Regions from separate parts of the Homo sapiens genome. Here region 1 is linked to region 2. A link is an interaction called in ENCODE POLR2A ChIA-PET data of the cell type or tissue named here. Cell type or tissue: OCI-LY7. All regions are shown on one strand. Each heading gives the region's core, and the rest is flanking DNA. Links, peaks and the distances in the headings are about the cores only. Region 1 has its middle 12 kb from the start of USP40. Region 2 overlaps USP40 (ubiquitin specific peptidase 40).

The links. ChIA-PET counts read pairs that join two places held together with the same protein. Peaks named below come from ENCODE experiments on the same cell type or tissue, not always from the same donor. Only the 100,000 strongest peaks of a DNase experiment are listed, where the experiment ranks them.
Region 1: POLR2A ChIA-PET joins it to region 2 with 7 read pairs; 5 of 35 experiments call an interaction of 5 or more read pairs at or near these places.

What each region holds. Positions count from the first base shown.
Region 1 is chr2:233,569,902-233,586,687 of GRCh38, forward strand. It overlaps UGT1A and the pseudogene UGT1A12P. Among named protein-coding and RNA genes, the nearest start is that of USP40, 12 kb to the left of the region's middle. RefSeq lists an enhancer at 13,147-13,737. In OCI-LY7, for the core only: no CTCF peak of the experiment used is centred there; no DNase peak of the experiment used is centred there.
Region 2 is chr2:233,505,756-233,522,541 of GRCh38, forward strand. USP40 (ubiquitin specific peptidase 40) reads right to left here. Exons shown (of 32, transcript NM_001365479.2): 17 at 15,236-15,359; 18 at 13,859-13,916; 19 at 6,814-6,867; 20 at 5,954-6,042; 21 at 4,294-4,380. Among named protein-coding and RNA genes, the nearest start is that of USP40, 53 kb to the right of the region's middle. In OCI-LY7, for the core only: no CTCF peak of the experiment used is centred there; DNase peaks (open chromatin) are centred at 7,696, 8,076, 8,386, 8,706 and 1 weaker place; H3K4me3 peaks cover 2,165 bases; H3K27ac peaks cover 2,929 bases.

The DNA.
Region 1 (16,786 bases), core at 828-8,827, 60 kb after region 2:
GCTGGAGTGCAGTGGTGCGATCTTGGCTTACTGCAACCTCTGCCTCCCAGGTTCAAGTGATTCTCCTGCCTCAGCCTCCTAAGTAGCTGGGATTACAGGTGCCCGCCACCACGCCCAGCTAATTTTTTGTAGTTTTAGTAGAGATGGGGTTTCACTGTGTTGACCAGGCTGGTCTCAAACACCTGACCTCATGATCCACCCACCTCAGCTTCCCAAAGTGCGGAGATTACAGGCGTGAGCCACTGCGCACAGCTCAGGCATTTTTAAAGAATTGAAAAAGCAAAACTATCAGACAGTAATTATGATGTATTTCCATAAAGTCAAACTGAGTGTGCCTGTCTCTCCTGCTTCCCCTTCCACCTCCTCCACCAATTCCCCCTCTGCCACTCCTGAAACAGCAAGACCAACTTCCCCCTACCCCCACCCCTCCTCAACAGCCCACTCAATGGGAGACAGTGAGCATGGAGACCTTTATGGTGATACACTTTCACTTAATGAATAGTAAAGATCTTTTCTTTTTCTTTTTTTCTTTCTTTTTTTTTTTTTTTGAGATGGAGTTTCACTCTTGTTGCCCAGGCTGGAGTGCAATGGCGTGATCTCGGCTCAGTGCAACCTCTGCCTCCCAGGTTCAAGCAGTTCTCCTGGCTCAGCCTCCCGAGTAGCTGGGATTACAGGCATGCAACACCACGCCCGGCTAATTTTTTGTATTTTTAGTAGAGACGGGGTTTCACCATGTTAAGGCTAGTCTCGAACTCCTGACCTCAGGTGATCTGCCCGCCTTGGCCTCCCAAAGTGCTGGGATTACAGGCCTGAGCCACCGCGCCTGGCAGTAAAGATCTTTTCTCTTCCTTATGAATTTTAACATTTTCTTTTCTCTAGCAGACTTTATTGTAAGAAAAATACAGCATATAATACATATATTACACAAAATATTTATTAATTGACTTTATGTTATTGGCAAGGCTTCCAGCAAACAGTAGGCTACTGTAGTTATGTTTTAGGGTAGTCAAAAGTTCTATGCTCATTTTTGACTGCACGAAGTTGGTGCCCCTAATCCTCGCTTTATTCAAGGGTCAGCTGTAGCAGCAATGAACAATTGAAAATTGGAATGAAAATACCACTCAAAATAGCATAAAAATATGAAATACTTAGGGCTAAATCTGACAAAAGATGTGAAAGACTGTACACTAAAAACTACAAAACTTTAATGAGTGACCTAAATACACAGTCATGTTCATGAATTGAAAAACTCAAAATTTTTAAGATGTCAGTTCTCCCAGTTCATCTATAAATTCAATACAATCCCAACCAAATCCCAGCAGGCTTTTTTTTTGTGCAAATTGGCAAACTGATTCTAAAATTCTTATGGAAATGTAACGGACCTACAATAGCAAAAACAACAATGGAAAACAAGAAAAAAAAGAGAGTGAACACTGACTCATTTCAAGACCTCCTACAAAGGATAGTAATCAAATATTTCATAAATATGTCAATGAAACAGAATAGAAAGTCCAGAAATACACAGTTGTATGAATAACCAAGTTTTTACAAAGGTGCAAAGGCAATTCAGTGGAGAGAAGAATAGTCTTTTCAGCAATTGGATATCCCATACCCAAGAAAGCAAGAAAAGACATTACATCTGTAGTCTTCTTTCCAAAAACCATAACCCCAGTCTATGATGAAAACATTAGACAAACTCAAACCGAGGAACGTTCTACAGAAAAAGTGACCAGAACTTCTCAAAACTGTCAAAGTCATCAAAAACAAGGAAAGTCTAAGAAACTGTCACAGGCTAGAGGAGGTGAAGGAGACATATGATTAAATGATTAAATGTCATGTGGTATCCTGGATGGGATCTCAGAAATGGAAAAAGACATTAGGTAAACATTAATGACATCTGAAGAAAACATAGACTTTAGTTCATCATAATGTATCAAATGTTGGTTAATGAGTTGTGATAAATATGCTACAGTAACATAACATTTAACGATAGGGGAAACCCGTACAGGATATTTGGGGATTTTCTGTGCTATTTGTTGCAAACTTGCTGTAAATCTAAATTTATTCCAAAGTAAAAAGTTGAATGGAAAAAAAATCCACAGACTGGGAAAAAATATTTGCAGTGCATGCATGTGGTAAAGAAGAAATATCCAAAATGTATAAAGAACCTTTAAAATTCAATGAAGAGAAATGAAAATAAACCAATTTTTTTTTAAAAATGTGCAAAGATTTGAACAGACATTTACCAAATAAGGTATACAGATGGGAAGCAGGCACATGTAAAGACATTCAACACCAGTAGTGATTAGAGAAATCAAATTAAAACCACAATTTACACACCCATTAGAATGGCTGAGAGGAAAAAGACTGACAATATCAAATTATACAGTTTAGATATTTGTCCCTTCCAAATCTCATGATGAAATTTAATCCCCAGTGTTGGAGGTCAGGCTTAGTGGGAGGTGTTTGGGTCATGGGGGTGAATCCTGCATTAATGTCTTGGTGCCTTCCTCTCGGTAATGGGTGAGTTCTCCCTCTATTACTTTCAGTAAGAGCTGATTGTTTAAAAGAGCCTGGCACCTCCCTTCTTTTTCTCTTGCTTCTCTCTCACCATGTGATCGGCACCTTCTGCCATGAGTGGAAGTAGCCCGAGTCTCTCACCAGATGCAGGTGCTAGCGCCATGTGTCTTATTCAGCCTCCAGGACCATGAGTCAAGGAACATGTTTTCTTTGTAGATTACCTAGCCTCAGATATTCCTTTATAGCAATACAAACAAACTAAGACACCAGGTGCTGGTGAGTGTGAAGAGATCCTGGTGGTGGGAGGGGACATGGGTCCAGCCACTTTGGAATATTATTTGGCAGATTCTTTAAAAGGTAAACATACACCAACCAGGCACAGTGGCTTATGCCTGTAATCCCAGCACTTTGGGAGGCCGAGGCAAGTGGATCATGAGGTCAAGAGATCGAGACCATCCTGGCCAACACGGTGAAACCCCATCTCTACTAAAAATACAAAAATTAGCTGGGTGTGGTGGCACATGCCTGTAGTCCCAGCTATTCGGGAGGCTGAGGCAGGAGAATCATTTCAACCCAGGAGGCAGAGGTTGCAGTGAGCCAAGATTCGTGCCACTGCACTCCAGCCTGGCGACAGAGCGAGACTCCATCTCAAAAAAAAAAAAAAAAAAAAAAAAGGTAAACATACACCTACCATAGAACACAGCTATTCCATTGCTAGGTATTTAGTCATGAGAAAAGAAAGCATACTTGCTATATTATTTGTATTTTTACATTTTCTGTATGTTGTAATGTTTCTGCGTCTTAAAGTCACTTTCTTACTGGGGATGCAGTGTCCCTCTGCAGGTCAGTTAATTCTTAGAGACAGCAAAGGGCCCACCCTTGTAGCTCAGAGCCCACTGAAATTATTCAAACTAGCCTGTCCTAAACTGTTTCTCCTGCCCTATCTGTGTTTCCTGCAGAAACTGCAATAGAGCTGTGGTCTAGACTCTACCCTTGCCCCTCTCCCTTCTGCCCCTTGTATTTCGAGTCAAGAATTGTACAAGGTGTTACTTTGCCACAGACCCTGCTTCCAGTCTATAGCAGTCAGGGTTTAGTGAGAGAAGCAGAGCCGCTATGCATATACATGGTGAGGGATTGGCCACAGGCATGGTGGGAGCTGGCTGGACGATCGCTGCAAATGGCCTTGGTGTCTGATGCTGGAGCTTAAGGACCCCAGGGTGGGTCTTCAGGAAGGGTAGACGGATGTAAAGTGGGGACAGCGAGGAGAATCCAGGACCCACAGAAGGGACTGGAACTTGGACAGTTCTCAATGCCTCCTACCTTGAAAATGTGGATGGCCTTCAGAAGAAGCTGGCACCCTTCCTCACAGAGCTAATCACATACCTGTCTCAGGTATGGGAGAAGCTGACAGAGGAGCATGAGAAAGGTGGAGCAGCTGTAGGTTCAGCTGCTGCCTTGTGCCTATGAGGGTCATGAAGCAGAGAGGTGACATGAGACAGGTGACCACATTTATGAGCTCCAAAAGGGCCTGTCCTGAACTTCCGCATTCAAAACAAAACAGAACAAGAATAGGCTGGGCATAGTGGCTCATGGGAGGCTGAGGCAGGAGGATCAATGGAGACCAGGAGTTACAGACCAGCATGGACATCATGGTGAGACCCCCTATCTACAAAAAAATTTAAAAATCAGCTGTACACGGTGTCATGTACCTGTAGTCCCAGCTACTTGCGAGGCTGAAGTGGGAGGATTGCTTGAGTTCAGAAGCCAAGGCTGCAGTGAGTTGTGATTGTGCTACTGCACTCTAGCCTGGGTGACAGAGTGAGACCCTGTCTTAAAAAAAAAAAAAAAAGAGAAAAGAAAAAGAAAAGCAAAAATGTAGAATGGATGTTGAATTTGATCAAACACTTTTCCTACGCCTACTGAGATGACTACATGGTTTTCTTTTCTGGTTTATTTATTTAGTGTCTTACATTGAATAATTTTTTGTTATATTTATGTATGTATGTATGTTTTTGAGACAGGGTCTTGCTCTGTCACCCAGGCTGGAGTACAGTGGGGCAATCATGGCTCACTGCAGTCTAGACCTCATGGGCTCAATCAATCCTCCCACCTCAGCTTCCCTAGTAGCTGGAATTACAGGCACACATCATCACACCCGGCTAATTTTTGTATTTTTTTGTAGAGATGGGGTTTCACCACATTCCCCAGGCTAGTCTTGAACTCCTGGACTCAAGCTATCCAAACACCTTGGCCTCCCAAAGTGTTGGGATTACAGGTGTGAGCCACCATGCCTGACCAATTATTACAAAAATTCTTTATCTTATCATTAATTGTGGTGAAATACACATAGCATAAAATTTATCATGTTAACCATTTTAAGTGCACAGTGCAGTATTGAGGACATTCGCATTGCTGTGCAACCGATATCACCATTTATCTCTAGAACTCTTTTCATCTTCCTAGACTGAAGCTTGGGGTCTATGAAACAATAATTCCTCATTCTCCCTCCTCCCAGCCCTTGGCAACTACCATTCCTCTCTTTGCTTCTGTGAATTTGACTATTTTAGGTGCCTTATACAAGTAGAATGATTAAACCAGTTGTCGTCTTGTGACTGGCTTATTTAACTTAGCACAAAGTTCCCAAGGTTTATCTATGTTGTAGGATGTGTCAGAATTTCCTTCTCTAAGACTGAATTTTATTCCATTGTTACCAGATTTTGCTTATGCACTCATATGGAGATGGGCACTTGGGTTGCATTCACCTCTTGGCTGTTGTGAGTTAAGCTGCTGTGAACATGACTGTACAACCTTGATTAATTTTCTAAAGTTAAAACCAGCTTTACATCCCAGGGATAACTCTCATTTGCTTGTGGTTTATGATTTTTTATGTATTACATATTTTAAAATATTATTTGTATTAGTCCATTTTCATGCTGCTTATAAAGACCTACCAGAGACTGGGCAATTTACAAAAGAAAGAAATTTAATGGACTTAACAGTTCCACATGGCTGGGAAGGCCTTACAATCATGGCAGAAGGCAAGGAGGAGCAAGTAACATGTTATGTGGATGGCAGCAGGAAAAGAAAGAGAGCTTGTTCAGGGAAACTCCTGTTTTAAAACCATCAGAACTTGTGAGACTTATTCACTATCAAGACAACAGCATGAGAAAGACCCACCCCCATGATTCAATTACCTCCCACCAGGATCCTCCCACAACATGTGGGAATTGTGGGAGTTATAATTCAAGATGAGATTTGGGCAGGGACACAGCCAAACCATATGATTCCACCCTGACCCCTCCCAAATCTCATGTCCTCACATTTCAAAACCAAGCATGCCCTAACAACAGTCCCGCAAAGTCTCATCATTAACTCAAAAGTCCACAGTTCAAAGTCTCATCTGAGACAAGGCAAGTCCCTTCCACCTATGGGCCTGTAAAGTCAAAAGCAAGTTAGTTACTTCGTAGGTACAGTGAGGGTACAGGCATTGGGCAAATACAGCCATTTCAACTTGGAGAAATTGGCCAAAATAATGGGACTACATTAAGTCCAAAATCCAGTGGGGCAGTCAAATCTTAAAACTCCAAAATGATCTCCTTTGACTCCATGTCTCACATCCAGGTCTTGCTGTTGCAACAGGTGGGTTCCCATGGTCTTAGGCAGCTCTGCCCCTGTGGCTTTGCAGGGTACAACCTCCCTCCTGGCTGCTTTTACAGACTGGCATTGAGTGTCTGTGGCTTTTCCAGGTGCACGGTGCAAACTACTAGTGGACTTAACATTCTGGGGTGGAGGGATGGTGGCCCTCTTCTCACAGTTTCATTAGGCAGTCCCCCAGTCGTTACTTTTTGTGGGGGCTTCAAACCCACATTTCCCTTCTGCACTGTCCTAGCAGAGGTTCTCTGTGAGGGTCCTGCCCCTGCAGCAAACTTCTTCCTGGACATCCAGGCATATCCATACAGCCTCTAAAATCTAGGGGGAGGTTCCCAAACCTCAATTCTTGACTTCTGTGCACCCACAGTCTCAACCCCACATGGAAGCTGCCAAGGCTTGGCACTTGCGCCTTCTGAAGCCATGGTGTGAGCTGTACTTTGGCTCCTTTTGGACACGGCTGGAGCAGTTGGGATGCAAGGCACCAAGTCCCTAGGCTGCACACAGCAGGGGGCCCTGGGCCTGGCACACAAAACCATTGTTTCCTCCTAGGCCTCCAGCCTGTGGTGGGGAGGGACTGCCATGAAGACCTCTGACATGCCCTGGAGACATTTTCCCCATGGTTTTGGGGATTAACATTTGGCTCCTCATTACTTATGGAAATTTTTGCAGCTGGCTTGGATTTCTCCTCAGAAAATGGGATTTTCTTTTCTATCACATAGTCAGACTGCAAATTTTCCAAGCTTTTATGCTCTGTTTCCCTTTTAAAACTGAATGCCTTTAGCAGTGCCTAAGTCACCTCTTGAATGCTTTGCTGCTTAGAAATTTCTCACACCAGATACGCTAAATCATCTCTCTAAGGTTCAAGTTCCACAAATCCCTAGGTCAGGGCAAAATGATGCCAGTCTCTTTGCTAAAGCATAACAAGAATCACATTTCCTCCAGTTCCCAACAAGTTCCTCATCTCCATCTGAAACTACCTCAGCCTGGACTTTTTTGTCCATATTGCTATCAGCATTTTGGGCAAAGCTATTCAACAAATCTCTAGGGAGTTCCAAACTTTCCCACATTTTCCTGTCTTCTTCTGAGCCCTCCAAACTGTGCCAACCTCTGCCTGTTACCCAGTTCTAAAGTTGCTTCCACGTTTTTAGGTATCTTTTCAGTAGCAATCCACTCTACTGGTACAAATTGACTGTATTAGTCTGTTTTCATGCTGCTGATAAAGACATGCCTGAGACTGGAGAATTTACAAAAGAAAGGAGTTTAATTGACTTAGAGTTCCACATGGCTGGGGAGGCCTCACAATCATGGCAGAAGGCAAGGAGGAGCAAGTCACATCTTAATGGATGGCAGCAGGCAAAGAAAGAGAGCTTGTGCAGGAAAACTTTTATTTTTAAAACCACCAGATCTCGTGAGACTTACTCACCGTCATGAGAACAGCATGGGAAAGACCCGTCCCCATGATTCAACTACTTCCCTCCAGGTTCCTCCCACGCCACGTGGGAATTGTGGGAGTTCCAATTCAAGATGAGCTTTGGGTGGGGACACAGCCAAACCATATCATTATTGAATTTGATTTGCTAAAATATTGTTTTACATTTTTGTATCTAAGGTCATGAGGGTCTGTAGTTTTTCTATATTGTCACATCTTTATCTTGTTTTGGTATTGTGGTAATGTTGGTCTCACAGAATGAATCAGGATATTTCGCATGCCTCTGTTTTTTTTTTTTTCCATCTGAATTATATTTTATTTTATTTTTTTATTTTATTTTTTATTATTGTTATTATACTTTAAGTTTTAGGGTACATGTGCACATTGTGCAGGTTAGTTACATATGTATACATGTGCCATGCTGGTGCGCTGCACCCACCAACTCGTCATCTAGCATTAGGTATACCTCCCAATGCTATCCCTCCCCCCTCCCCCCACCCCACAACTGTCCCCAGAGTGTGATGTTCCCCTTCCTGTGTCCATGTATTCTCATTGTTCAATTCCCACCTACAAGTGAGAATATGCGGTGTTTGGTTTTTTGTTCTTGCAATAGTTTACTGAGAATGATGATTTCCAATTTCATCCATGTCCCTACAAAGGACATGAACTCATCATTTTTTATGGCTGCATAGTATTCCATGGTGTATATGTGCCACATTTTCTTAATCCAGTCTATCATTGTTGGACATTTGGGTTGGTTCCAAGTCTTTGCTATTGTGAATAATGCCACAATAAACATACGTGTGCATGTGTCTTTATAGCAGCATGATTTATAGTCCTTTGGGTATATACCCAGTAATGGGATGGTTGGGTCAAATGGTATTTCTAGTTCTAGATCCCTGAGGAATCGCCACACTGACTTCCACAATGGTTGAACTACAGTCCCACCAACAGTGTAAAAGTGTTCCTATTTCTCCACATCCTCTCCAGCACCTGTTGTTTCCTGACTTTTTAATGATTGCCATTCTAACTGGTGTGAGGTGGTATCTCATTGTGGTTTTGATTTGCATTTCTCTGATGGCCAGTGATGATGAGCATTTTTTCATGTGTTTTTTGGCTGCATAAATGTCTTCTTTTGAGAAGTGTCTGTTCATGTCCTTCGCCCACTTTTTGATGGGGTTGTTTGTTTTTTTCTTGTAAATTTGTTTGAGTTCATTGTAGATTCTGGATATTAGCCCTTTTGTCAGATGAGTAGGTTGCGAAAATTTTCTCCCATTTTGTAGGTTGCCTGTTCACTCTGATGGTAGTTTCTTTTGCTGTGCAGAAGCTCTTTAGTTTAATTAGATCCCATTTGTCAATTTTGTCTTTGGTTGCCATTGCTTTTGGTGTTTTAGACATGAAGTCCTTACCCATGCCTATGTCCTGAATGGTAATGCCTAGGTTTTCTTCTAGGGTTTTTATGGTTTTAGGTCTAACGTTTAAGTCTTTAATCCATCTTGAATTGATTTTTGTATAAGGTGTAAGGAAGGGATCCAGTTTCAGCTTTCTACATATGGCTAGCCAGTTTTCCCAGCACCATTTATTAAATAGGGAATCCTTTCCCCATTGCTTGTTTTTCTCAGGTATGTCAAAGATCAGATAGTTGTAGATATGTGGCATTATTTGTGAGGGCTCTGTTCTGTTGCATTGATCTATATCTCTGTTTTGGTACCAGTACCATGCTGTTTTGGTTACTGTAGCCTTGTAGTATAGTTTGAAGTCAGGTAGTGTGATGCCTCCAGCTTTGTTCTTTTGGCTTAGGATTGACTTGGCGATGCGGGCTCTTTTTTGGTTCCATATGAACTTTAAAGTAGTTTTTTCCAGTTCTGTGAAGAAAGGCATTGGTAGCTTGATGGGGATGGCATTGAATCTGTAAATTACCTTGGGCAGTATGGCCATTTTCACGATATTGATTCTTCCTACCCATGAGCATGGAATGTTCTTCCATTTGTTTGTATCCTCTTTTATTTCATTGAGCAGTGGTTTGTAGTTCTCCTTGAAGAGGTCCTTCACATCCCTTGTAAGTTGGATTCCTAGGTATTTTATTCTCTTTGAAGCAATTGTGAATGGGAGTTCACTCATGATTTGGCTCTCTGTTTGTCTGTTGTTGGTGTATAAGAATGCTTGTGATTTTTGTACATTGATTTTGTATCCTGAGACTTTTCTGAAGTTGCTTATCAGCTTAAGGAGATTTTGGGCTGAGATGATGGGGTTTTCTAGATATACAATCATGTCATCTGCAAACAGGGACAATTTGACTTCCTCTTTTCCTAATTGAATACCCTTTATTTCCTTCTCCTGCCTAATTGCCCTGGCCAGAACTTCCAACACTATGTTGAATAGGAGTGGTGAGAGAGGGCATCCATGTCTTGTGCCAGTTTTCAAAGGGAATGCTTCCAGTTTTTGCCCATTCAGTATGATATTGGCTGTGGGTTTGTCATAGATAGCTCTTATTATTTTGAAATACGTCCCATCAATACCTAATTTATTGAGAGTTTTTAGCATGAAGGGTTGTTGAAATTTGTCAAAGGCTTTTTCTGCATCTATTGAGATAATCATGTGGTTTTTGTCTTTGGCTCTGTTTATATGCTGGATTACATTTATTGATTTGTGTATATTGAACCAGCCTTGCATCCCAGGGATGAAGCCCACTTGATCATGGTGGATAAGCTTTTTGATGTGCTGCTGGATTCGTTTTGCCAGTATTTTATTGAGGATTTTTGCATCAATGTTCATCAAGGATATTGGTCTAAAATTCTCTTTTTTTGTTGTGTCTCTGCCTGTCTTTGGTATCAGAATGATGCTGGCCTCATAAAATGAGTTAGGGAGGATTCCCTCTTTTTCTATTGATTGGAACAGTTTCAGAAGGAATGGTACCAGTTCCTCCTTGTACCTCTGGTAGAATTTGGCTGTGAATCCATCTGGTCCTGGACTCTTTTTGGTTGGTAAGCTATTGATTATTGCCACAATTTCAGATCCTGTTATTGGTCTATTCAGAGATTCAATTTCTTCCTGGTTTAGTCTTGGGAGAGTGTATGTGTCGAGGAATTTATCCATTTCTTCTAGATTTTCTAGTTTATTTGCGTAGAGGTGTTTGTAGTATTCTCTGATGGTAGCTTGTATTTCTGTGGGATCGGTGGTGATATCCCCTTTATCATTTTTTATTGCATCTATTTGATTCTTCTCTCTTTTTTTCTTTATTAGTCTTGCTAGCGGCCTATCAATTTTGTTGATCCTTTCAAAAAACCAGCTCCTGGATTCATTAATTTTTTGAAGGGTTTTTTGTGTCTCTATTTCCTTCAGTTCTGCTCTGATTTTAGTTATTTCTTGCCTTCTGCTAGCTTTTGAATGTGTTTGCTCTTGTTTTCTAGTTCTTTTAATTGTGATGTTAGGGTGTCAAGTTTGGATCTTTCCTGCTTTCTCTTGTGGGCATTTAGTGCTATAAATTTCCCTCTACACACTGCTTTGAGTGCATCCCAGAGATTCTGGTATGTTGTGTCTTTGTTCTCTTTGGTTTCAAAGAACATCTTTATTTCTGCCTTCATTTCGTTATGTACCCAGTAGTCATTCAGGAGCAGGTTGTTCAGTTTCCATGTAGTTGAGCGGTTTTGAGTGAGATTCTTAATCCTGAGTTCTAGTTTGATTGCACTGTGGTCTGAGAGATAGTTTGTTATAATTTCTGTTCTTTTACATTTGCTGAGGAGAGCTTTACTTCCAATTATGTGGTCAATTTTGGAATAGGTGTGGTGTGGTGCTGAAAAAAATGTATATTCTGTTGATTTGGGGTGGAGAGTTCTGTAGATGTCTATTAGGTCTGCTTGGTGCAGAGCTGAGTTCAATTCCTGGGTATCCTTGTTGACTTTCAGTCTCATTGATCTGTCTAATGTTGACAGTGGGGTGTTAAAGTCTCCCATTATTAATGTATGGGAGTCTAAGTCTCTTTGTAGGTCACTCAGGACTAGCTTTATGAATCTTGGTGTTCCTGTATTGGGTGCATATATATTTAGGATAGTTAGCTCTTCTTGTTGAATTGATCCCTTTACCATAATGTAATGGCCTTCTTTGTCTCTTTTGATCTTTGTTGGTTTAAAGTCTGTTTTATCAGAGACTAGGATTGCAACCCCTGCCTTTTTTTGTTTTCCATTTGCTTGGTAGATCTTCCTCCATCCTTTTATTTTGAGCCTATGTGTGTCTCTGCATGTGAGATGGGTTTCCTGAATACAGCACACTGATGGGTCTTGACTCTTTATCCAATTTGCCAGTCTGTGTCTTTTAATTGGGGCATTTAGTCCATTTACATGTAAAGTTAATATTGTTATGTGTGAATTTGATCCTGTCATTATGATGTTAGCTGGTTATTTTGCTCGTTAGTTGATGCAGTTTCTTCCTAGTCTTGATGGTCTTTACATTTTGGCATGATTTTGCAGCGGGTGGTACCGGTTGTTCCTTTCCATGTTTAGCACTTCCTTCAGGAGCTCTTTTAGGGCATGCCTGGTGGTGACAAAATCTCTCAGCATTTGCTTGTCTGTAAAGTATTTTATTTCTCCTTCACTTATGAAGCTTAGTTTGGCTGGATATGAAATTCTGGGTTGAAAATTCTTTTCTTTAAGAATGTTGAATATTGGCCCCCACTGTCTTCTGGCTTGTAGGGTTTCTGCCGAGAGATCCGCTGTTAGTCTGATGGGCTTCCCTTTGAGGGTAACCCGACCTTTCTGTCTGGCTGCCCTTAACATTTTTTCCTTCATTTCAACTTTGGTGAATCTGACAATTATGTGTCTTGGAGTTGCTCTTCTCGAGGAGTATCTTTGTGGCGTTCTCTGTATTTCCTGAATCTGAATGTTGGCCTGCCTTGCTAGATTGGGGAAGTTCTCCTGGATAATAGCCTGCAGACTGTTTTCCAACTTGGTTCCATTCTCCCCATCACTTTCAGGTAAACCAATCAGACGTAGATTTGGTCTTTTCACGTAGTCCCATATTTATTGGAGGCTTTGCTCATTTCTTTTTATTCTTTTTTCTCTAAACTTCCCTTCTCGCTTCATTTCATTCATTTCATCTTCCATTGCTGATACCCTTTCTTTCAGTTGATTGCATCGGCTCCTGAGGCTTCTGCATTCTTCACGTAGTTCTCGAGCCTTGGTTTTCAGCTCCATCAGCTCCTTTAAGCACTTCTCTGGATTGGTTATTCTAGTTATACATTCTTCTAAATTTTTTTCAAAGTTTTCAACTTCTTTGCCTTTGGTTTGAATGTCCTCCCGTAGCTTGGAGTAATTTGATCATCTGAAGCCTTCTTCTCTCAGCTTGTCAAAGTCATTCTCCCTCCAGCTTTGTTCCGTTGCTGGTGAGGAACTGCGTTCCTTTGGAGGAGGAGAGGTGCTCTGCTTTTTAGAATTTCCAGTTTTTCTATTCTGTTTTTTCCCCATCTTTGTGGTTTTATCTACTTTTGGTCTTTGATGATGGTGATGTACAGATGGGTTTTTGGTGTGAATGTCCTTTCTGTTTTTTAGTTTTCTTTCTAACAGACAGGACCCTCAGCTGCAGCTCTGTTGGAATACCCTGCTCTGTGAGGTGTCAGTGTGCCCCTGCTGGGGGGTGCCTCCCAGTTAGGCTGCTCGGGGGTCAGGGGTCAGGGACCCACTTGAGGAGGCAGTCTGTCCGTTCTCAGATCTCCAGCTGAGTGCTGGGAGAACCACTGCTCTCTTCAAAGCTGTCAGACAAGGACATTTAAGTCTGCAGAGGTCACTGCTGTCTTTTTGTTTGTCTGTGCCCTGCCCCCAGAGGTGGAGCCTACAGAGGCAGGCAGGCCTCCTTGAGCTGTGGTGGGCTCCACCCAGTTCAAGCTTCCCGGCTGCTTTGTTTACCTAATCAAGCCTGGGTAATGGCGGGCGCCCCTCCCCCAGCCTCGTTGCCGCCTTGCAGTTTGATCTCAGACTGCTGTGCTAGCAATCAGCGAGACTCCATGGGCGTAGGACCCTCCGAGCCAGGTGCGGGATGTAATCTCGTCGTGCGCCGTTTTTTAAGCCCGTCGGAAAAGCGCAGTATTAGGGTTGGAGTGACCCGATTTTCCAGGTGCCGTCCGTCACCCCTTTCTTTGACTCGGAAAGGGAACTCCCTGACCCCTTGTGCTTCCCGACTGAGGCAATGCCTCGCCCTGCTTCGGCTCGCGCACGGTGCGCGCACCCACTGACCTGCGCCCACTGTCTGGCATTCGCTAGTGAGATGAACCGGGTACCTCAGATGGAAATGCAGAAATCACCTGTCTTCTGCGTCGTTGCTCACGCTGGGAGCTGTAGACCTGAGCTGTTCCTATTCGGCCATCTTGGCTCCTCCCTCTGTTTTCTGGACTAGATTGTGAGAAACTGGTATTATTTCTTCCTTCAGTGTTTGGTAGAATTTATCAGTGAAGTCATCTGAACTTTACCTTTTTGTTTCTGGGAGCATTTGAATTCAAAATTCAATTTGAATTTAAAAGGTACAGATTATGTCATTTGTGTTATTAATTTCTTCTTGTGTAAAGTCTGACAGCTTGTGTCTTTTAAGAAATTTGTCCATTTCATATAAGCTGTAGATTTTATTGGCATGAATTTGTCCATATTCTCTTATCATTTTAATACCTGTAGAATCTATGGTGATACTACCTCTCCCATTCCCGGTATTGGTAATTTATATCTTCTGTCTTTTTTTTCCAATCAGCCTGGCTAGACATTGGTCAGGTTAATTGATCTGCCCCAAAAGTGAGCTTTGGTGTCATTGGTTTTCTCCATTGTTTTTCTATTTCCTATTTCATTGATTTCTACACTGAAGTTAGCCTCCAGGGAAGGTAGATCACTCACTGTCATGTTTGTTTTTCAAGGACAGTCATCTACCAGTGCGCCAGTCACCAAGGGACAGGTGACTAAACAATGTCTAGTACCCATTAATGTGTCCTGGAGGGAGCCATCTTGTGCTCCTACAAGAATTATGCCCTGAGGTTGGCTGCTGATTCCCTCACTAAATGTTCCTCAGGGTGTTACCTCACACACACTGCTGGGCTAATCCATGGAAATCTCCATGATGTAATTCAGCCCAATGCAACAAGAATTCCGTGAACTTCCTCTATGCCAAGTATAGCATGGGTGCTGTGGAAGGAGGATGAAAATAGGAAGAAGACATAACCTCTGTCTTCAAGGGGTGCTCAGGATACTGGGGGTGACCAATACATATTCCTGAAACAAGGCACCAGACCGATGGGGTGAGCCCACAGCAGAGGCCTACAGCTCTGTTTAGAATGAGGAAGCAGAGCAGGCTGAGAGAGGCAGCTCAGCAGAGTGCTTAGGCAAGCATAGGGCCACGACTCCCCACTGCAGGCAACATATCTGAGGAAAGCCATTTACAATAGGTGATGGTCACATTCCATCAAATCTCTGGAAGGGTTCATGGAGGTGGGGTTTTCAATCTTATTTCAGCCTTTCAAAGGCCTCTCAGGGTTTGGAAATGGAAGCAACAATGTCTGTGCATTGCAGAGACACAGGTGAGCCCCCATTTCCTGCCAGTTAGGAAGTCAGTGCTGAGGGCCTTACTGTATGTCCTTGGCACATGAGATGCCAGTTCCTTTCTGGGCAGAGAGCTTTTGGTTGTCTGAGGATAACATTGAAACTTTGCTTTGAAATGCATTTCAAAAATATGAACTTTATTCAAATTTACTTTCCTTTTTTCATTCTGAATTCTTAAGGTCCAAAAGCATTGCTGAATAATTCTGCTTCTAAACCCCCATTGCAGCACAGGGCATGAACTGTCCCCAGGGCAAAGAACATAAGGTAGTCTTGTGTGGAAAACATACAAGTAGGTATCTCAGCAAATGCTACCTACTGTATCACAGTAGCTTAGAATCACAGCTGCTCACTCTGGGCTGAAGTTCTCTGATGGCTTCTGCAGGGTGGACTGGCCTCCTTCCCCCTATATGTGTGTCTACGGCTGACCTGTGGCTTTGCCGAGGCTGGGAAGCTGCTGGTAGTGCCCATGGATGGGAGCCACTGGTTCACCATGTGGTCGGTGGTGGAGAAACTCATTCTCAGGGGGCATGAGGTGGTTGTAGTCAGGCCAGAGGTGAGTTGGCAACTGGGAAGATCACTGAATTGCACAGTGAAGACTTATTCAACCTTATACACCCTGGAGGATCTGGACCAGGAGTTCATGGCTTTTGCCAATGCTCAATGGGAAGCAGAAGTACGAAGCTTATTTTCTCTATTAATGAGTTCATCCAAATGTTTAGAATTTAATTTTTCACATTGCAGGAGTTTGTTTAATGACTGAAAATTAGTAGAATACTTAAAGGAGAGTTCTTTTGATGCGGTGTTTCTGGATCCTTTAGCTATGTGTGGCTTAATTGTTGCCAAATATTTCTCCCTCCCCTCTGTGGTCTTCACCAGAGGAATACTTTGTCATTATCTTGAAGAAGGTGCACAGAGCCCTGCTTCTCTTTCCTACAGCCCTAGATATGTCTCAGGATTTTCACATGCCATGACTTTTAAGGAGAGAGTATGGAACCACATCTTCTTCTTAAAGGAGCATTTATTTTGCCCATATTTTTTCAAAAATGCCTTAAAAGTAGCCTCTGAAGTTCTCCAAGCACCTGTCATGGCATATGATCTCTACAGCCACACATCAATTTGGTTGTTGTGAATGGACTTTGTTTTGGAGTATCCCAAACCTGTGATGCCCAATATGATCTTCATTGGTGGTATCAACTGCAATCAGGGAAAGCCAGTGCCTATGGTAAGTCGTTGCTCCTTTAGCACATTAAAAGTATTCTGGATTTGAATATTTAAAAAGATTTCTTACTGAACTGGGATTTGACATTTGTGTTTATTGCATCTAAAATTTCTTTTCTATGTAAAAAATTATTTTGTGCCTTCCACATGCTTGTTAGTTAGCAACTTTTATATAATGGCCTCATTAATATGTATGTCTATACAGTTGGTTGGTTAATTGTTCATAATTTCCACTGCATTTTTTTTTTTTTTTTTTTTTTAGAAACACGGTTTTGCTATGGTGCCCTGGCTAGACTCAAACTCCTGGGCTCAAGTGATCCCCCTATGTAAGCCTTCCAAGCAATTATGACCTTTTTAGTATTTTTGGAAAAATACTTAAAACCACAATAAGAAATGAAAC
Region 2 (16,786 bases), core at 4,498-12,497:
ATTCTCCTCAAACTACTCCAGAAAATTGAAAAGTTGTGAATATTTCCAAACTCATTTTATGAGGCCAGCATTATCCTGATTCCAAGACCAGATGTAGATTCAACAACAAAAAAAGAAAACTATAGGCCAATATCCCTGATGAACATAGATGAAAAACTGTCAACAAGGTATTAGCAAACTGAATTTAACAAGCACGTTAAAAAGACCATTCATAATTATCAAGTGGTATTCATCCCAAGGATGAAAAAATTCATAAGGAACCACAAAAAAACCCAAATAGTCAAAGCAATTGTGAGCAAAAAGAACAGAGCTGGAGGCACCATACTGCCTTACTTCAAAATATACTACAAAGCAAAAGTAACCAAAACAGCAGGGTACTGGCAAAAAGTCTGACACATAGGCCAAAGCACCAGAATAAAGAGCCCAGAAATAAATTCACAAACTTAACAGCCAACTAATTTTTGATAGATGTGCCAAGAACACACATTGGGAAAATGATAGTCTCTTCAACAAATGGTTCTGGGAAAATTGGATCTCCACATGCAGAATAATGAGACTAGATTCCCTAACTCTCACTAAATACAAAAATCAACTCAAAATGGTTTAAATGCTTAAATGTAAAACCCAAAACAATGAAACTACTAAAGGAAAACATAGGGGGAACACTATGACACTGGATTAGGCAAGAATTTTTAAAATAAGCTTTGGTTGCCTCAAAAGCACAGGCAACAAAAGAACATAGACAAATGGGATTATAGCAAACTAAAAAGCTTTTGTACAGCAAAAGAAACAACAGAGTAAAGAGACAACCTACAGAATGGGAGAAAATGTTTGCAAAGTATAAATCTAACAAAGGGAGCTGGGCGGGGTTGCTCACGCCTGTAATACCAGCACTTTGGGAGGCCGAGATGGGCAGATCACTTGAGTTCAGTAGTTCAAGACCAGCCTGGGCAACATGGTGAGACACTGCCTCTACCGAAAATACAAAAAAAAAAAAAAAAAAAAAATAGCTGGGCATAGTAGCATATACCTGCGATCCCAGCTACTTCGGAGGCTGAGATGGAAGGATCACTTGAGCCCTGGGGGTGGAGGTTGCAGTGAGCTGAGATCACCCCACTGCATGCCAGCCTGGGTGACAGAGAAAGACTGTCTTAAAAAAAAAATCTAACAAAGAGTTAATATCCGGAATATATTATATAAGGAACTTAAACAATTCAACAGCAAAAAAAAAGTACCTGATATAAAAATTGGCAAAAGACTTTAGTAAACATTTCTCAAAAGACATACAAATGGCCAACAGGTACGCACACAAAAAATGCTCAACATCACAAATCATAAAGGAAATGTAAATCAAAACCACAATGAAGTACCATCTCACTCCAGTTAGAATGGCTACTATTAAAAAAACAAGAGAAAACATGTATTTACAAGAATGTGGTGAAAAGGGAACATTTATGCACTGTCGGTGAGACTGTAAATTAGTACGGCCATTATAGAAAACAGTACAGATGTTCCTCACAAAAATAAACATAGAACTATCATGTGATTCACCAATCCCATTACTGGGTATGTGTCCAAAGGGTATGAAATCAGTGTGTCAAAGAGATATCTGCACTCCCATGTTTAATGGAGCATTATTTACAATCGCCAAGATATCAAATCAACCTAAGCATCCAACAGTGGATGAATAGGTAAGGAAAATGTGGTATATATACACAACAGGGTACTATTCAGCCATAAAAAAGAATAAAATCCTGTTATTTGTGACAACATGGATGAACCTGGAAGACATCATGTTAAGTGAACGAAGCCAGGCACAGAAAGGCTGATCGGTAATATGACCTCACTCATATGTGGAATCTTAAAAAAAAAAAAAAAGAGTTGACATCGTAGAAGCAGAGAGTAAAACAGCAGTTACTAGTGACTGAGGGGGAGATGTAAGGGGAGGATGGGAGAGGGTGGTCAACAGGTACAAAGTTACAATCTAATAGAAGGAATAAGCTCTAGTGTTCTATTGTACAGTAGGGTGATGATAGTTAACAGTAAGGATTGTATATTAAAAAATAGTTAGAAAAGCTCTTGAATGTTCTCACCACCAAGAAATGCTAAGTGCATGAGGTAATGAGTATGCTAAATACCCTGATTTAATCATTATACAACACATATATGTACCAGAATATTAAAATGTACCCCATAAATACGTGTCAATTTAATTTTTTTTAAATAGTTTCAGATTTTGGAGCATTTTGGATTTTGGATTTTGGGATCAGGGATGCTCAACTCATATTGCCATGGCCAGTTTTATGTGTCAATAACCCACTTTCCCTGCCCTTGCCCAGAATTTTTTGAAGCAAATGCCAGATATATAATTTCATCTGTAAATATTTATTATGCATCTCTAAAAGATATTTTTAAAAACCTAAAATGATTATGACAGCTAAAAAATTAAGAATTTCTTAATACCAGCAAATATCCAACTAATGTTCACATTTCTCTACTTTCTCTTAAATTATTACTTAAGTTCCTTTGGCTTGAGTTAGGGTCCAAAGAAGTCCATACATTGCAACTGGTTGCTATGTCTTTTAAGCCTCTTTTGACCTATAGGTTGTCCTTGTCCCCTGCAATTTATCTTTTGTAGAAGAGTTTTCTGATCTACATTTGGCTAATTGCAGACCTGTGATGAATTTAACCTGTTCCTCTGCCTCCTGTATTTCCTATAAATTGGTAATTAGACCTAGAGGCTTATTCAGATTCAGGTCCAGTTGTTTGGTTTTTTGCAATAAGGGCATGGGTATTGTTCTGAATTTCTATGTTGTCTGAGTGTTGCTCTTTTTTGGGGCTAGCAATCTTTGAGGATCCTTGCCTAGGTTCATTAATTTATTAGGAGTTGAAAAAATGTAAAATTCTAAAATGCCTTCATTTATTAGTTGGAATATGTTTATAAATAAAACTTATCATTATCTGCTTAGCTACCCTGGGATATAGTTTGCAAGGGAAAAACAGGAAAAAAAATGCTTTATTTTTTACCTTTATGATTGCCTAGCATCCATTATAGGTAACTGCACATTTTTGTATAGGATCATTATGAACTCACAGATTTACAGATTTTATGTACTTGTTTCAATTAATTTTTATTATTTTTCTCAGTCAAGTTCAAATTGTCTCATCTTTGACTAGTGGGCTCCTCAATCTCTTTGATGATTCCAATGGTCTTGGATAGCGGCTTCACTGCTTTCTGTGATGGTAAGATGTTTCAGGCTCATCTTATTTCCTGACCTAGATATATAACCAGCCATTATTCTAAGATGCCCTGGTTCCTGTTTGTAGAAAATGGTATTTGGCAGCCATAATCTGGGTGCCAGGGGTACTCTGCTGCTACCAGGTTGGTCACTCTTTCCAACCTGTATCAGGGGACAGAGCTGGAAAAAAAATTTTTTAAGAAAAAATATATGAAGCTCATTCAGATTTTTCTATTTCAAATTCAGGAGAACAGGTTTTTTTAAACCACACTGATTTTATTTGTCTCTCTGTTTTCCAATACTAAAGGTCTCAGTTCTCAATAACAGCAATATAATTATTTACTTTATCACATACACACATATATACAAACATTCATACCACTGTGTGTGTATATAAATACTAGAAAAAATATGCCAAAATGTTAATATTGGTAGGATAAAGAATAATGATAGGTTTTCATTTTTTTCTTTTAATCAATTTCTGCACATTCAACATTTCTATAATAAAAAACTATTATTGATAGAAAGAAAAAAATTGTAATCTTATTTAAAATTTCCAGTTGAGGCCGAGTGGAATGGCTCATGCCTGTAATCCCAGCACTTTGGGAGGCCGAGGCGGGTGGATCACTCGAGGTCAGGAGTTTGAGACCAGCCTGGCTAACATGGAGAAACCCCATCTCTACTAAAAATACAAAAATTAGCTGGGTGTGGTAGTAGGTAACTGTAATCCCAGCTACTCAGGAGGCTGAGGCAGGAGAATCACTTGAACCCGGGAGGCAGAGGTTGCAGTGAGCTGAGATCATGCCACTGCACTCCAGCCTGGGTGACAGAGTTGAGACTCTCTAAAAAAAAAAAAAAAAAAAAAAAAATCCAGTTGGTTCACCAATTTTCAAGCTCCCAAAATAATTCCTCTAGTGAGTACATATAATTCTCTGAAGTACACCATATCAGGCCTAGTTTAGGACCTCCAAATCTTAACACAGGATACCACTGTTCCTCACAGCAAACATACAAACACACACAGCCTCTGAAAACAAAAGGTAAAATTACTTACATCTCTCACAGATATTGTTTCTTCTACTACGATTTCCATTTCTGTCCCAGGTTGAACGTCACTCCCCATTGCAAAAAACAGGAACAACTAATAACAAGACAGATGTGTAAATGCAATTTAATCTGAATTTAAAAATCCAATAAATGTATTATTTACTTTCAAAAATGTAAAGCCAAGGGCCCATGAAACTTTAACAAAAAATCTCAATTTATATGAAAATACGACTATGATTAATGTTACAATTTAAGCAATAATTATGCCTACCCAGAAGTATAAATTGCTTCATCATCAATGTTTTTTACTCCTAATAAATGTCTCCCACATACACTACTTCTTTTTCTTTCTTTTTTTTTTTTTTTTTTTTTTTTTTTGAGATGGAGTTTTGCTCTTGTTGCCCAGGCTGGAGTGCAGTGGAGCGATCTTGGCTCACTGCAACCTCTGCTTCCCAAGTTCAAGCGATTCTCCTACCTCAGCCTCCCATGTAGCTGGGATTCCAGGTGCATGCCACTACGCCTGGCTAATTTTTTGTATTTTTAGTAGAGGCAGGGTTTCACCATGTTGGCCAGGCTGGTGTTGAACTCCTGACTTCAGGTGATCCACCCGCCTCAGCCTCCCAAAGGGTTGGGATTACAGATGTGAGCCACCGCGCCCGGCCAACATACACTATTTCTTCTACTATGATCTCCATCTCTGTCTCGATCACTCCCAAAAGGAATTTGTAATTACTACACACAGTTAGCATTAGTATGTTTTTTCTGAGTCACTTGGTTATGATTTTATTTTCTGCCAAGGGTTTCAAATATTACAATTCTCAAGACTCCAAAGGAAAAATACAAATCTGATCTCTTATTCAGTTCCTCATAGCCCTGCTTTTCCTTTCTAACTCAACCTCACTTGTCATGTTTTCCCTCCTATCAGCTTGTCATGCACTACTATTTGCTACGGTTCAGGGGAAAGCAAGTTAAGGGGGAAGTGGTTGGGAAAGTAATGAAGTGAATTTGGGAACCATGGGCAACCTGATTTGAGTCCAGATTACCCTGCTACAGGGTATTCACAATAAGAATATCCTTATGATTTCTGCACTGTAATAAGCTGATTAGCTGGGTATGGCTTCTGGCAAAGGTCAAACCTGATGGTGTTTTATACTGAAAATGGACACTGTTAAAGACAAGGGGAAAGGGAGGCTGCTCTGAGACTATTAGTGCAGAGAGTAATTAAGTCTAAAATTAATAAACTGTGTTTCATTCAACCTAAAATGCTACTGAGTGTTAGACTTACTATTTTCTGTACCAGTGCCAGCTATAACTGCAGAACGTCCCTGACTGTAAGATGCAACCTAATCTCACAGATGTAAAAATGTGAGAAAAAGAAGGTGTATCTTAGAACTTAGGAAATATAGTGGTTGAAAGTGGTGGCCACTCAGCATCAAAGATTCCTTTTAACCACAAAATCTTCACAGAAAAAGAAACATAAATATGCTTTGGCATAATATTTTATATTTAAACATCTAGAACTATAAGGATATATTCCTAAAATAAAATGTATGATTTAAGAAAAAACTTTTAGAGAAAAACAATATTACTGGAGTAGCTAAGGTACTAGTTATAATTCTGGTTATGGAAGGGTTGATTTTGTTTTGAAACAGGTGACCTTATTTTACCTGAGACGAACTTGGTGCTTTTCCAAGACACAGTCCCAATGAACTTCCCATCTTCAATTCTGCTTCCTTCAAAGTATAGCTGTCCGGCACTTAAAAAAATTTTGATAATATGATGAAGGTTATTAATTCCTAGCTCTCTAAGAAAAATAAATGCTGAAATCAGTATTTCTTTGAAAATCAAGAATATCAAGAAAGAAGAAAAATGAGTTGCACTTCAGACAAAAGGATTACATGCACTAAGATTAGGTTTGATTTTCAATTTCCATACTCTTAAGATATTGTCTTCCTGTTTTCTATGTAACAATGCTAAATGGAAGCTATGAAAGTCTAGTTTCCTACTTAATAAAAATGACTTGTTCAAAGAGCTGTTGTTTATATAGATTAAAAGCCAGATAATCCAAATCAATCCATAAATGAAGAAGTAGCTTCTTCCAAGTTTAAAGTTGAGATTGTTATTACCATCAATAATTAGGCTCATCCATGACTAAATTAAATCTAATGGTAAGAGGTGATACAGAGATGAGAACTGAAGATTTTATTTCATAATTGGTATCGCAATAAAATTCACAAAAAAATGGAAAAATTTTGAAAATAAAGCTGGAAAAAATATAACTAGATCAAACCCGTGAGTAAAATGAGAATCGGATAATCAGAAAGAATGGTGTTTCATTTAGAAAACAGAAGTGTTTGTTTCTGGTTAAGGATTTCTGCAATATAAAGGTAAGATACCTGGAAGAAAATATGTCCTATAAATCAGTTTCCAAAAGGTAATTTTTAAATATTAGGTATTGGAGGCCACTATTTATCAAGAAAGACAGACGAGTATAAGCCACCTTTTGAAAGTTATCAAAAAGATTTACCTGGACAAAGAAGCTTCCCATTTCTATCAATAGGTCTCAAACAGCTGTTGTCAGCTATATATAAAAGGAATATTATTTTTCTTAGAGAGCTAGGAATTAATAACCTTCATCCTATTATCAAAATAAAAGGAAGCTGGTTACAGCATCAAACACAGAAAACAAAAGAGAGATGCTCTATTGTGTTAATTAGCAGAAAACTACAGAAAGCTAAAAACAAAAACAAACCAAAAACCCCCCAACAACCAAAGAAAAAACCCCCAAAATAAGTACAGGCAGTCTTTGTTTTGTGCAGTAGTGCAAGACTAAAAGTACCTGGTCAAACTGTGCAAAACAATATTAATAATCAATGGAAAAATTACAATCGTTCCATGACACTTAAAAATTTTTGTTGAAACATTTAAAACCCTCTTCGTTATTAATATTATACATGTATTGGGAAAGGAAAAAACAGTAAAACCAATATTTATACTATAATTTAAAATACTAGAATCTTTGAGAATTAAAATGTTTTCTGTCTTTGTAAATTACATATAAAGAGTCGTTTAAGCAGGGCTTGGTTTCTTCTCATTGCATAGCTTATAATATAGAGTGACATTTTTCCTGTCCTGTGGCAAACTGTCATACTCCTTTCTAAGTTTGGATCAGCTTCCAATATCTAGAGTCTCTTGAGTGACTGCAGGGTCAACATTCCCAGAGGTAGCTGCTGCTTCTATAACTCCATATACTTTTGTTTCTTTGTGTACTTTCTTCTCTGTTGGTCAATTCCCTCTTTTGATTATGTATTCTTGTAAAATGTCATGGTGGGTTTAGCACTACAACACAACTACATGCTTTGCTGTCTGTGTAATGAAGTGTACATGCAGTGACAAACCACCAGACTTGAAAGAAATGAAGTCAATGGTTACTGCTTGTGGTGCACATGTGTTATTTATGTGATGAATTGTGCCCTGAAGAGCTGGCAGTCAAGTGTGTACTTTATTCAGTTACAGTTAATATACCATATACCATGGTTGCTGAAATTTTAACCATCTTGCTGGGGGATTGATGTTATATAACTAAATGGTAGTAATGAAATTCGTGCATGTCAGAGCAGTACAAGCAGACTGCCTATATTTAAAATATGTTGGGTGATTTTATGCTTATTAAATCGGCCAGCATGTGCTATGTTTGAGGATACAGATTCTTGCTTTGGAAGAATATATTTCCTCAAGATCCCCTGGTGCTTGGAAGGGGCATACCAAGTTTTCAGTTCAAACAGAATTCTTAAAAAGTAGGACATAAATTGGAGGGGTGGGGGAAGGTTGAGTGTTCTGTATAGACAACAATAGTCTGAGCCTTAGAAGTTCTAACTTTATTAGACCACAGCAGAATCCCTTTCTGAGATTCCTGAGTTCAATATCTTGTATTACAGTAATATGAGGCTAGCATACAATTCTCACATAAATCTCTTGTCGACGGAAACAATTTACTTAAAGAGTTCCCCAACTTAAAAAGTGCTTTTAAAATACTGTCTCTTTAAAATCTGTTGGTTTTCACTGAACAGGTACTTACTGTGTATTGGCTACGTGCCAGGCACTGTGCTAGAAACTGGAAATACAGTGGTAAGCAAAGCAGTGTAAACTCAGTCCTCACAGAACCTTGTCTAATGGGGGAGGTGGATATTAAAAACACAAATAAAAGGGCAGCTACAGTGATAAATGCTATGAAGGAAAAGTACAGGGTGTTAGGAGAGTACATCAGCAAGATTAACTGGGACTGTGTGGTCAGGGATGAAAGGAGAAGGAACATCTCATATAAGACCAAATAAACAGCTGAAGTTAAAAGCAAAGGGAAGAGACTTGAAAGAGAGACTGAGCACTAAGAAGTCTTGGGGGTTAAAGAGAGCTTGTGCACTGAGAAACGCAGAAAAGTCAGCATGGGAAGTGAGTTGTGAGTACGCAGAAAAGCAGATCACAAGGTTACAGTTAAGCAGGGGTCAAATTATTCAGGTTCTTGTAGGCTAGGTTAAGGAATTAACCTAAGTGCAATGGAAAGCACTAAAGGGCTTTGTGCGGAGGAGTGACAGGATCTAATTCACACGTATTGACGATGATCAAATGGTTTGGAGAGGGGCAAGAGTGGAAGAAGGGAGACAAGTTTCATGGGATGACAGCAAACTATGCATTTAATAAACCAATGACTTTTAATGGACTTTACTGAGTTATAATTTTCTTATAATAAAATACATCTGGTTTAAATGTACAGTTAATAGTTTGATAAGTACCTAAACATCTGGTAACCACCAGCAAACTGAGGTATAGTTTGCATCATCCCCCCTAAAACTCCCTGTCAATTTGCAGCCAATCCCTCTTCCTCCCTCCCAATCCTGATCTGCCTTCTGTAACTACAGCTTAGATTTTATTTGTCTAAAGTGTCCTATGTATGGAACCACACAATGTGTACTCTTTTGCATCTACTTTCTTTCTCTTGGCATAATGACTTTGAGATGCATTCATGTGTTGTATGTGGTGGAACTAGCAGTGCCTTGCTCTTCAGTGACGAACAGTATCCATTGCTTAAATACACCATCATTTGTTCATCCATTCGCCTGCTCATGGGCTTTAGGATTGCTTCCAGTTTGGGGTTAGGAACATTTATGTCTTTATAAGGATATATGTTTTAACTCTTATTCAGTAAATACCTAGACGTAGAATTGGTAAGTGGATGTTTAAATTTATAAGAAATAAGCTAACTTTTCCAAAGTGGCTTACCCATTTTACCTTCCCATCAGCAATATATGGGAGTTCCAGTTGCTCCACATCCTTGCTAACACTTGGTTGACTTAACATTTTAAGTTTTATTTACTCCACTGGGTGCACAGTAGGGTGTCATTTGGTTTTAATTTGATTGCTAATGATTCTGAGCATTTTTTCCTGTACTTACTGGTCATTCATAGGTACGTCTTCTTTTGTAAAGTGTCTGTTCAAGATTCTAAACCTGGGTTAGGTTACAAGGGTTTTTTTTTTTCTTTAATATTCTGAATGTAAGTTGATTGTCAAATATGTGTTTCATAAATATTTTCTCCCAGTTTGTGGCTTGCCTTTTCAAATGCTTTTTGAAGAGTAGAAGTTTAAAATTTTAATGTAAATTAATTAGGCTTTTCTTCCATGGTTTGTGCTTTTTGAGTCCTATCTTTAATACAAAAACCTTTCCTTATGATAAAGTAACAAAGATTTCCTCATATGTTTTCTCCCAGAAATTTTGTAGTTTTAGGTTTTAACTTTTAGTTGTATGATCCATTTAATTTTTGCATCAGGCGAAGTAAAGCTTGAGGTTCATTTCTGCACATACAAATATCTAAATGGCCCAGCACTATTTGTTGAAAAAATGCTATCTCTCTGCATGAAAATACCTTGGCACCTTTGTTGAAAGTCAATGACTACGCACCTATTTCTAGATTCTCTGAGTTCCACTGTAAATATTTTAGGCTTCACGGGCCACATGTGATCTCTGTTGCACATGCTTCTTGTTTAAACAGCCCTTTACTAGTGCGAAAACCATTCTTTGCCCACTGGCTGAAAAAAAACAGGTTGTAGGCCATAGTTTGCTGACCTCCTCTCTATATGTCTACCTGTATGCCAATATACACTGTCTAGAGTAAGCCTTGAAATCAGATAGTGTAACTCTTCCAACTTTGTTCTCTTGTTTTCAAAAGTGTTATGGCCACTTTAAATTATTTGTATTTCCATGAAAATTGTAGAGTCAGCTTGTCAATTTCTTTAAAAAATGTTAAGATTCTGTGTAAGAATATATTAAATCTACACATCAAATGGGGAAGAATTATCCTCTTAAGAATACTGTATCATCTGGCCAGGTGCAGTGGCTCACACCTGTAATCCCAGCACTTTGGAAGGCCTAGGCGGGCGGATCACGAGGTCAGCAGATCAAGACCATCCTGGCTAACACGGTGAAACCCTGTCTCCACTAAAAATTAGCCGGGCCTGGTGGCGGGCACCTGTAGTCCCAGCTACTCGAGAGGCTGAGGCAGGAGAATGGCGTGAACCCGGGAAGCAAAGGTTGCAGTGGGCCAAGATCGCACCACTGCACTCTAGCCTGGGTGACAGAGCGAGACTCCATCTCAAAAAAAAAAAAAAAGAAAAATTAGCTGGACGTGGTGGCAGGTGCCTGTAACCCAGATATTCGGGAGGCTGAGGCAAGAGAATCGCTTGAACCCAGGAGACAGAGGTTGTAGTGAGCCAAGATTGCTGCCCTGTACTCCAGCCTTGGGGACAGAGCAAGACTCCGTCTCGAATTGAAAAAAAAAAAAAAAGAATATTGTGTTGTCTGATTTGTGAATGTTGTATATTGCTTTATTTATTCAGGTCTTCTTAAATATCTCACAGCAGTATTTTCTAGTTTTTAGTGTACAGGTCTTGCACATATTTTGTTCATTTATGTCTAAGTATCCCATAATATTTTATGCTATTATAAATGTTTTCTTAATTTTGATGTCGATTTTGTTGTTGTTGTTGCTGGTAGGTAAAAAGGCAATGAATTTCTGTATATGATTTTGAGTTCTTGCTAAATTTACATGCATTAAGATACTAATTCACATTCAGTAGAATGGCCATGTTGGTGTGGATATGGTGATTAGGGAACACTTCAACACTGCTGGTGGGAACATAAACTAGTACAGCCACTATGGAAAACAGTGTGGAGATTCCTTAAAGAACTAAAAGTAGAACTACCATTTGATCCAGCAATCCCACTACTGGGTATCTACCCAGAAGAAAAGAAGTCATTATACAAAAAAGATACTTGCACATGCATGGTTTTTTGTTTTTTTTTTTTTTTTGAGACGGAGTCTCGCTCTGTCACCCAGGCTGGAGAGCAGTGGCGCGATCTCGGCTCACTACAAGCTCTGCCTCCCGGGTTCACGCCATTCTCCAGCCTCAGCCTCCCCAGTAGCTGGAACTACAGGCGCACACCACCACGCCTGGCTAATTTTTGTTGTATTTTTCAGTAGAGACAGGGTTTCACCATGTTAGCCAGGATGGTCTTGATCTCCTGACCTTGTGGTCTCCCCGCCTCGGCCTCCCAAAGTGCTGGGATTACAGGCGTGAGCCACTGTGCCCGGCCTGCACATGCATGTTTATAGCAGCACAGTTTGCAATTGCAAAATCATGGAACCAACCCAAATGCCCATCAATCAATGAGTGGATAAAGAAACTGTGGTGTGTGTGTGTGTGTGTGTGTGTGTGTGTGTGTGTGTGTGTGTATGATGGAATACCACTCAGCCATAAAAAGGAATGAATTAATGGCATTTGCCGTGACCTAGATGAGATTGGAAACTATTATTATAAGTGAAGTAACTCAGGAATGGAAAACCAAACACCGTATGTTCTCACTGATACGTGGGAGCTAAGCTATGAGGACACAAAGGCACAAGAATGATATAGTGGACTTTGGGGACTTGGGGGGAAGGGTGGGAGGGGGATGAGGGATAAAAGACTACAAATAGGGTGTAGTGTATACTGCTCGTGTGATAGGTGCACCAAAATCTCACAAAGCACCACTAAAGAATTTACTCATGTAACCAAACACCACCTGTACCCCAATAACCTATGGAAAAAATAACAATAAAAAATGTGCTCAAAATATGTTTTTTTTTTTAAAAGTCAAAACCAAACCAGTAACAGATTCTAAAAAAAAAAAAAAAAAAAAAAAAAAAAAAGATGGCTGGGCTCAGTGTCTCATGCCTGTAATCCCAGCACTTTGGGAGGCCGAGGTGGGCAGATTACCTGAGGTCAGGAGTTTGAGACCAGCCTGGCCAACATGGTGAAACCCTGTCTCTACTAAAAACACAAAAATTAGCTGGGCGTGGTGGCACACGCCTGTAATCCCAGCTACTTGGGAGGCTGAGGCAGAAAAATTGCTTGAGCCTGGGAGACGGAGGTTGCAGTGAGCGGAGATCGTGTCACTGCACTCCAGCCTGGCTGACAGAGTGAGACTCTGTCTCAAAAAAAAAAAAAAAAAAAAGATAATCACAATTAATCACAGATTGACAAGGACATGTAGAAACTGCAACCCTGACACACTGCTAGTGGGAGTATAAATGGTTCAGTCACTTTGGATAATAGTGCGAGAGTTTCTTATAAAGTTAAACATAAATTTGCAAATGACCCAGCAATTCCAATCCGGTACATGTACCCAAGAGAAATGAAAACATATCTCCTCACCAAGACTTATGTGTAAAAGTTCATAGTGGCATTATTCATAAAAGCACAAAAGTAGAGACAATCCAAATGTCTATCAATTCATGTTTGTCCAGGATAAACAAAATGTGATACTATCCATATAATGGAATACTAGACTAGTCAGCAATGCAAAGGAACAAGCTATTGATACGTACTAAATCATGGACTAACCTCAAAAATGATATGCTATGTGAAAGAAGCCAGACACAAAAGACTATATGTTTTATGATTCCAATTACATTAAACATTAAGAAAATAAAGTCTATAGAGACAGAAAGCAGATTAGTGGTTGCCAGGGGCTTGGAATACAGATGGGTACAGGGATATTTTTGGAGTAATGGAAGTATTCTAAAACTGGATTGTGGTGATGGTTATAGAACTCTACACATTTACTGATGATTACTGAATTAAACACTTAAACTGAGTGAATTTTATGGTATGTAGATTATATCTTAATAAGGCTGTCACAGAAAGCCTAATGGTAAGTGAATAGTGAGTTTGCAGAATATACATTCAGTATAGTACAACATGAATACATGGACTAGATACACACCCACATCAGATATACTCATTGTATCTGGGGAAGGAGAGAAAGAATAGGTCTGAGGAGGAGAACACAGGGGACTTTAACTTCATTTATAATGTTTCAAACAAAAACAAACATATGACAAAATGTTAATATTTGTCCATTTTGGGTGGTAGGTATGTGAGTTCTCCCTAAACTGTTTTTTGTATTCTCCTATATTTTCTTCAATTCAAGACCAAAATTAAGCTAAACTAAGAACCGAAAAGAAAATGTAAATGATTACCTAGTTCCTTCATTAATTTTAATTCCTTTATGGCTTTAATTCGAATATCAAACACCATCTAAAACAGAGAAATAAAATAATGACTAAGTTGTAAAAAATGGGAGGAGATGAAAATGAGGATTGTCACTGTGTGCATAAACAAATTATTTGAGATATTAATTACCTGACATTTAGTAGTTTTTGCCCACTGGAAATTTTTCCATCCCTGAAATCCTTTTATAAGATCAAAAGCAAAAACTTAGGACTTCATAGTTAAGTTTTTACCAAATTGATGTTAATTGGAACAGAAAGGACACCTACAGAAAACTACAGAAACTGTAGAAAACTACAGAAACTAAAGAAACTAGCTGAAAGGCAATAAGCTGACAAACCAGTAACTTTTCTCATGAAAGCAAACAAAATAAACTGCAGGCAATCACATTTCTCTATGTCAGGAATGATGAATGTGGGGCCAGTAAGCATAAATAAAAATGTATACTATCAGCCCGAGTGCACTATTTAAAATTTCTGTTTAAATGACTTTATTTTAGATTCTTTCCCTTTTTCAGTTTAACCTAATTTCCTCTAGGATACAAAATCTTGTAAATTTAGGAGTAAAACCGATGTCAGACAATCTGTCCTCCCACAGCACCCCACATTGTGAAAAGAAGAAACAGAGTGAGTCATAAAGGACTTCACCAAAGTCTCTCACTTAGGGTCAAGGTACTAGATCTTCTGAACTTTAGTGTATTCATCATACAGTGTAAATATTAACACACTTTAAGAAATTATAATATTTATATAAAAGAAAACAACATTCTAGTAAGTTTCAACTTGTTATAGAAAAAAAACCCATAATGAATTGAGACTACATAAATATAAAAAGGTATTTCCTGAGATGGTGTTTAACGAAACTAGTCTTCAAATGGAGAACTGAAAGAGTTCCTTTTAAGAACACCTGGCTTTACAGAAAAACAGAGTATAATGTAAAACAATTTAAGATAAATTTAAAAAACAGAAGTCCACAACACAAAACCAAAACATATGTATACTTGGCTTAAAAAAAATACAGAAAAGACCCTTGAAAACAGCATTTTCAAGGAAGCCAAAGAATTTCATTTTGTGGGAGCCAGAGAATTCCATGAACTAACTAAATGAGTAACTCCCACATTCTAATTCTAGGCTTTGGAGGAAATTTTAAAAGGCACGTATTTTCTTGAAATATGCTAAGGGCTAACATAGGTAAACAAGCAATAATCAAATGTTAAATAAAAAGCTGACTTCCTAAGAGCTGAAGTCTATTGAGACAACTGTTCTGAAAGATTAAGGTATTGTTTTCTAAATAAAATTCTGTTAACTGAAAATCTATCAGCCAACCTTTAATTATATTCTACTCACTGTGTTAACAGTTGCTGATATTTTAACTTGCTTCTCTTCAGATTCTAACTGGCATAAATTTTTAACGTGGAGCCAGTCAATCTCATTCATACTAGTGACCCATTTCTCTTCCTTGGTCAACAAGCTGTAGGTAAAAAGAAAAGATCAGAAATTAATACCTTTCCTTAGGCATCACTTCCAAAACTCTGCATGTGTCACTTAATGTGACTAATTAGAGGTGACCAAGTTCTACTGAGTCGTCTCTATGATAAGTGGGCTACCTTTGCAGGGTAATGTTAGGCAGTAGTCTATAGAGTCTATATTCATGACTCCAAATATTCTTTGATTTACCTACATAATTTGTTGCCACATTTTTCACAGAGAACTTCTGTAAGTAAACAGTTGCTGGCTTCTGCCTGCACCCTGCAAATCACTAGGGGAGCTTTAAAAGAGCACCTATGCCAGGAGCCTACCCCACTGGATCTAGATTTCATTTAACAACAGGGCAGCCATGTGCAGTCTGTAGACTGACACTGCACAAAAGGGCCACATCTAAGGAGTGTCACACATGGCATATATATTGTATACTGCATTTCTACATAGAGTTTTGTTTTATAATTGCAGCCGGCAGTAGAGTATCTTGTTCTAACATTTTCCCACAGATAGTAGTAAAGGGTCCTGAAGAGGTGCCTTCTTTCTAATTCACACAGAAGCATTAATGGGCTTGCCGAAGTCCTCTTTGGGAATGTACATTAGAGCTCTGAAACATCATTCTACTCTTTATTGCAGTTATTCCATTCTGAGCTCCTACCTTAAGCTAGCAATCCCAAATAAAACAAAGTATGAAGCACAAGATGCTCCATGAAGACTACTTTAAAATAGTGAAAAACTGTATGATAATTATGACAATGACCGTAATATATTAACTAAAACATTTAGCACTTACTGTGTGTACTTTGTAAGCACTCAACTCTTTCAATCCTCTCAAGTCTATGAAGTTGGCACTAGTTATTATCCCTATTTGACAGACAAGAAGACTGAGCAGAGAAAGACGAAATACCTTGCCCAAGGTCCCACTACAGCCTACTGACTTGCCTAGGAGCACAGTTAGGCAAACTATAATGTCACATAGATTACTATGTAGCCATTCAAGGCAGTTTATAAAGAGTCTACAAATCTCAAGGTTGGGCAGGGGTAATGGAAAGCAGGATACAACTACTTATCTACAAAATAATCATTATTAGGTTTAAAAAGAAAGGCACCCAAATGCTAACAGTGATTAACACTGCATGCTGAGAAGACGGATACTGTTTTGGGTCCCTTCTGTCTTCACTTTTGTATTTCCCCAGTCCCAATAAATGCATACTGCCTTTTATAAAGGAAATACAGTTCTTATAAACAAGGTAGGGAATGTCTGCAAAACCCCTGTCCAAAAGAGTAATAGTGGTAAGTGTACTACGAAAGAAACGGTCCACAAGTGCTCTGCTTCTCTGCATCAAAGCCACTATAAATAATGATACAGACATCCTGCAATCTAAGTAAATCTGTAGCACTGAGAAAACAGGGAGCTTG